2 separate regions of the Homo sapiens genome follow, and region 1 is linked to region 2. The links are chromatin contacts, found by Hi-C or POLR2A ChIA-PET in ENCODE. All regions are on one chromosome and are shown on one strand. Each heading gives the region's core, a stretch centred on a gene start or an enhancer-like site at or near the end of the contact. The rest is flanking DNA. Distances are from core to core; before and after follow the strand shown. Region 1 overlaps CAMK1D (calcium/calmodulin dependent protein kinase ID). Region 2 overlaps CAMK1D (calcium/calmodulin dependent protein kinase ID).

Region 1 (3,027 bases), core at 457-2,956, 41 kb after region 2:
GCAGTAGCACAATCATGGCTCAGGGCAGCCTCAACCTCCTGGGCTCAAGCGATCCACCCACCTCTGCCTCCCCAGTAGCTGGGACCACAGGCACGCACCATCATGCCCAGCTAATTTTTATCTTTTTGGTGGAGATGGGGTCTCTCTATGTTGCCCAGGCTGGTCTCGAACTCCTGGGCTCAAGTCATCCTCCTATCTCTGCCTCCCAAAGTGCTGGGATTACAAGCGTCAGCCAACTTTCCCAGCCAGGAGTTACTCTTTTTAAAAGGTAGGCACAGGCCTTTGTGAGGGATGCCCTGACCCTTTTGCAGTGGTTTGACTCTTTGAGGCCGTGGTCCGTGGAGTTTGAAACCTGCACAGAAAGAATATTTCCCGAGTCTGGCACCACCTGGCTTTAGTCAGAGGGATCACCTGAGCTGCTCCAGTCCTCTCTCAGCGGCTCCTGGGGAATTGGGAGGGGGGCTGAGGCATGCTGGTGAGATTCAGGGTGCACTGGCATCAGCTCACAGGAGTTTTTTCTGTCTCTTGAAGAGTGACTTTCAGTCCCATCCTGGGTAAGAACAGCTGTTTTGCATGTTGCTGAGTAATTTCTTTGCAGGTCCTTGTGTCCTAGCATCGTCCTTTCTCACCTGCCTTTATTCTGTTTCACGCTGCACAGTATGGAGTGTGCAGTGATTCATTGGGGAGAGAAGAAAATAAAACCAAAAAGCCCATCTGCTTTGTCAGGAGACACCTCCAAACACAGATGCTCCCTCATCCTCCTACAGCAGCTGTTTTCAGCCACACCTCTGGGCTCAAGCCATCCTCCTGCCTCTGCCCCCAAGTGATCATCCTGTTGTCCCACCCATTGTCCCGTAAGCAGGAGTTCAACAGGGACAGAGCGCGGGGTGGGAGGTGGCTGGAATCATCCCATGGCTTAGTGGTGTGGGGACTAAGGAACTATTGTTCCCTCTCCAGCTGGAGCTGCACATCCATTTTCTGCTGTCAGATGCCATCCATGTAGGAGATGCTCCTTCCAGACAGCCCCCCAGAGCCGCCTGGCTGACCTTCCACTCCCGGGCTGAGTGTCACTACGAGTCTTGACTTTCTCGTCATGCTGGTGTTTCACAACCTTGTAGCTAGAGTCCGGTGCAGCTTTTCTTCCTGCCGGCCCATCAGCTTTCGCTTCTCTCTGCCGCTGGGAGGCAACATCTCGGGGTTCTCCAAGGGGAGGTCTCACCTTGAATGAGTCTGGCATTTTGAGGTCATGATGGTGGCCGGGATTCTGCCCATGTTCAGTGGGACTTGGGTGGCAGCACAAGCAGATGAGGCTTGGTTTTGTTCCATTCTTTGTTTAGTTGCTCACTCATTCCTTCATTTGGCAGATGCCATATACTGTGCTGGAAGAGAGGATGCAGCCGTGACCCAGACAGACAAAGTCTCTGTTTTGATGGGGCGTATGTTGGAGAGTGGAGGGGCAGGGACAGTGGATGATCAACAAGATAATTTTGGAAGCTGATAGGAGCTGTGGGGAACATGAGAGAGGTTGATGTGGGGTGTGGTGGAGGAGGAGAGTTTGGGGGCTCGGGAGGCCTTCCTGTGGGTGGCATAGTGAGAGCCTGGGTATACCTGCCCCGTGGCTGCCCAGGTCTGACCCGGAATCCGGTTGTGTTGGATGGTACCACTGAGAATCGTCATTTCCTGGGACTTCCCATCCGCTTTTCTTGAGAAAGTCACTGCCCTTTTAAGTTGCTTGTTTGTTTTAGTAAACGTAGTCAATGAAGCAGTGAGTCAGTGCAAAACTGTTCAGATGTCACCGATGGGAATAGGTTAGATACAAAGTTGTGTTCATTCACCAATGGCTTGTTGAGTACCCCCTAAGCCCACGGCGCAGTGCAGGAGCTCTTAGATTCAAAGAACTCTGGTCTGGGGGAGGGTGGAGGTGTGAGGATTCCTTTAGAAGAGAGAAGGGACCCACGCCATCTTGCTGGGGGGGAAGAGGCCCTCTGCCTTTCAGATCTATCGGTTCATGGCTTTGCAAATATCAGTATTTGCTAAAAATGAGGCCTACAGATTTTAATGTGGCAAAACGGATTTTATTTCTGAATGTTAACCAAGTTGAGGTTAGGAGTAATGATCTGCAGTGCGAAAAGGGGGTTTTTATCTTATAATGATTAATTCTTTTCTTCCTTCCCTTCTAAAAAAAATGTGATTCCTGATAAAACCTGATGTTTCACTTTATATTTAAATGATACTCCATTGAGCATTTTATTAGTAACAATTCAGTACTTAAATTGCATATTTCAGTTATAAGAGACAATTCACTAGGCTTGCAAGAAAACTATCCTATTTAAAGTAGGAGAAATCTCCCTCTTGATTACTGTGGAGGTTTCTTCATCTAGACATTTTAAACACTTTCCAAACAGTCCTTGCAGTTTTTCTTTTGTATTGTGGCAAAATACACATAACATACAATTTACCATCTTAGGCATTTTTAAGTATCCAGTTCAGTGGCATTAAGTACATTTCACATTGTTATATGATCCTTACCACCATCTGTCTGCAGAGCTCTTTTCATCTTATAAAATACCCTTGGAGGTTTTCCAGTTTCTCTTGCTAGCAGGTATGTTTTAGTTAAGGCAATATACCAGGTTTAGTTAAGGTGCTATACCAGGTATTTTACACATAATCTGATTGAATTCTCACCATAATCCTCTAAGGGGCATATTATATATGTGGTTTTTGTTTTGTTTTGTTGAGACGGTATTTTGCTTTGTCACCTGGGCTAGAGTGCGGTGGCACGATCATAGCTCACCGCAGCCTTGACCTCTGGGGCTCAAGCGATCCTCCCACCTCAGCTTCCTGAGGAGCTGAGACTACAGGTGTGTGCCACCACACCAGGCTATTTTTTGTATTTTTTGTAGTGACGCAGTCTCACTCTGTTGCCCAGGCTGGCCTCAAACTCCTGGGATCAAGCGTTTCTCCCACCTCAGCCTCCCAAAGTGCTGGGATTGTAGGCCTGAGCCACTGTGCCTGGCCTTATATGCA
Region 2 (2,805 bases), core at 175-2,674:
ACTACTCAAGTCTGATGTAGTCTAAAAGCAGCCATAGATGATATGTAAATGAATGTGTGGGCTGAGTTCCAGTAAAACTTTATTTACAAAAACAGGTGGTGGGCCAGTTGTAGTTTAACGAACCCGTTTTAGGGCACTCTTTACTTTTTCTGCACAGTATGATTACATGATGATCAATCTCCCTCTGGACTGAAGCTTCTTAAAGGTAAGACCCAAGGCTGTCTGCGCTGACTCATGCCTGTAATCCCAGCACTTCGGGAGGCCAAGGCGGGTGGATCACTTGAGGTCAGGAGTTCAACACCAGCCTGGTCAACATGGTGAAACCCTGTCTTTACCGAAAATACAAAAATTAGCCAGGCATGGTGGTGGGCACCTGTAATCCCAGCTACTCTGGAGGCTGAGGCAGGAGAATCACTTGAACCCGGGAGGCGGAGGTTGCGATGAGCCAAGATTGTGCCATTGCACTCCAGCCTGGGCAACAAGAGCGAAACTCCGTCTCAAAAAACAAACAAACAAACAAAAATCAGAATTCACCACTATAAACTTCATCCCTTTAACCAAAAACCACTTGTACCCCAAAAGCTATTGGAATTTTTTTTTAATTAATAAATTGTGAATAAACAAAATACCATCCCCCGTGGCCTGTGGCCTTTATCCTTCCTCCCCTCTCTCCTAAATCTAGCTCCTTCTGGACTTACCTGTCCTCCCAAGCTTGGGCCACTCAACTTGTAATGTCTGCCCTTGGTCAGGCAGTTTTTGTGCTGGATTGGAAGTTGCGTTGCCTTCTTCTCTCATTAAAACATGGCCAGGCGCGGTGGCTCACGCCTGTAATCTCAGCACTTTGGGAGGCCGAGGTGGGTGGATCACTTGAGGTCAGGAGTTCGAGACCAGCCTGACCAACGTGGTGAAACCCCATCTCTACTAAATACAAAAAATTAGCCTGGCGTGGTGGCACATGCCTGTAATCCCAGCTACTTGGGAGGCTGAGGCAGGAGAATCACTTGAGCCTTGGAGGCTGAGGTTGCAGTGAGCCGAGATCGTGCCATTGCACTCTAATAACACAATCATGGGAGTGAAGTTCTGTCATTATAAGAGGTGAGCTCAGCTTAAGAGCATGATAACATCCACATTACAGGGAGGAACAGTGGACATGTCAAATTCTCATTGCTGTGATTTGGGGCAAGAAAAAATAACAGGCACCACCTAGCAACCCTACCCCAAGCATCTCAAGATGTGGTAATTTCTTTTATACAAAACAAGTTTGTTTTGTTCAACCACGTTTAAGCCTATAGGTGTGATCCTTGTTTTTATAGGCAGCTAATTTCAAAGTGACATTTTGGGATGGGTTAATTTCACTTGTATTTTTCTTGCTTTTTGAATGCCTTACAGTTGAGGCTGTCAGCACTCGGCCTCCACCACAGCCAAGAGTCAGACAGAATGTGGAACCACCCACCAAGTGGGCCAATGACAATGGGCTCTACGTTTCTGTCCCTTCTCATTTCCTGCTGTAAACTTTCAGGGAGTCAGTGAACTCAAGCGTTTCTGTCAGATATAGAAACATTTCCCATGGTTGGAAAGTTAAAGGCTAGTTTAGGTTACAGGCAGTTTGTCTGCTGGAAAATACATAGTTTTCAGACACTTCCTTTTCTGGTAATAAACAAAAACAAAATCAGGAAACTGTTTCCAGGAGGTTGAACGTGTGGTTCTCATCTGCTCGGCCTCATGCGGTGTTCAAGTCCCAGGAAGTGGTTGACGTAGGTGGGGCAGCCATATTGCAGCCAGGCCCAGGCTGCAGGAAGGAATTGACTATATAGGTCAGGATCCACTTGCGGAAAGCAGAAATGATTCCAGCTGGTTTAAGCACAGGGTGATGAGAATTTCAAGTGCTGACACTGACAATGAAAGGCGGGGAAGGAGACTCACTCCATGCTGAGGTTCCAGGCATGATCTTCAAGGTGATCTGGGGGAGACCAGGTGTGGTGCCTCATGCCTGTAATCCCAACACTATGGGAGGCTGAAGAGGGCAGATCATCTGAGGTCAGGAGTTCAATACCATCCTGGCCAACATGGTGAAACTCCGTCTCTACTAAAAATACAAAAATTAGCCAGGCATGGTGGCATGTGCCTTCAATCCCAGCTACTCTGGAGGCTGAGGCAGGAGAATCGCTTGCACCTGGGAGGTGGAGGTTGCAATGAGCCGAGATCACACCATTGCACTCTGGCCTGGGCAACAAGAGTGAAACTCCATCTGAAAAAAAAAAAAAAAAAAAAAAGGATGGTTTTAGGAGAGATTCTTCTTTTGCTAAAGCTAGGAACTTGAGGAATTATCAGAATGTGGGCAGTCACTAAAATGCTGCTGGCTTGTGGAATACACCTTCCCCCGATTCTAGGCTCATGAACTTGGGCCTGGTCCCTGGGACCTTTGCATCTGAGGTGGGGTGATTGATCCAGGCCCATCTTGAATGTCTTGATTGTATCTTTGCATTTGCGTTTTGTAAGTCAAGTCCAACGTGCGTGCTCTGGGCCATGCGTCTTCTGTCCATAGCCCGTTCTGTCCCCTACCCCTTGACCATGTTTCCAGGGTGAGTGTTCAGCTGCCCACTTTCTGGTCCCACCCAGAGACCACTGCCACCTGAGGAAGCGTGACATTAGATAGCAAATTTTAAAAATACCATGACAGGTCAATAAAGAGACCACAGAAGAAAGGGGAAAGTATTTCCTCCTGATTTTTGAACAAGGTGCCTGGCATTTTTGTATTGCACTGGGCTGTGAAAGCTGTGTAGCCAACTCTGAATGCATCTCATC

What was found. A loop is a pair of places that touch in the nucleus more often than their neighbours do. ChIA-PET counts read pairs that join two places held with the same protein, here RNA polymerase II (POLR2A). Pooled maps may share reads with other maps.
Region 1: a map of naive thymus-derived CD4-positive, alpha-beta T cell shows a loop between it and region 2 (7-fold over the local background). The contact joins two enhancer-like sites. A Hi-C loop is called at or near these places in 2 of 168 maps with a recorded cell type or tissue (CD4-positive, alpha-beta T cell and naive thymus-derived CD4-positive, alpha-beta T cell), 6 of 37 single-sample maps with no recorded cell type and 14 of 50 pooled maps. POLR2A ChIA-PET finds 5 or more read pairs at or near these places in 12 of 52 experiments (A549, GM12878, PC-3 and 8 more).

What each region holds. Positions count from the first base shown.
Region 1 is chr10:12,633,610-12,636,636 of GRCh38, forward strand. All of the region lies in intron 2 of CAMK1D (calcium/calmodulin dependent protein kinase ID), which reads left to right. Among named protein-coding and RNA genes, the nearest start is that of MIR4481, 18 kb to the right of the region's middle. Within about 2 kb of position 1,707, at least 2 of the 41 ENCODE cell types and tissues checked have a DNase peak (open chromatin) inside an H3K27ac peak, as active enhancers do.
Region 2 is chr10:12,593,092-12,595,896 of GRCh38, forward strand. All of the region lies in intron 2 of CAMK1D (calcium/calmodulin dependent protein kinase ID), which reads left to right. Among named protein-coding and RNA genes, the nearest start is that of MIR4480, 16 kb to the left of the region's middle. Within about 2 kb of position 1,425, at least 4 of the 41 ENCODE cell types and tissues checked have a DNase peak (open chromatin) inside an H3K27ac peak, as active enhancers do.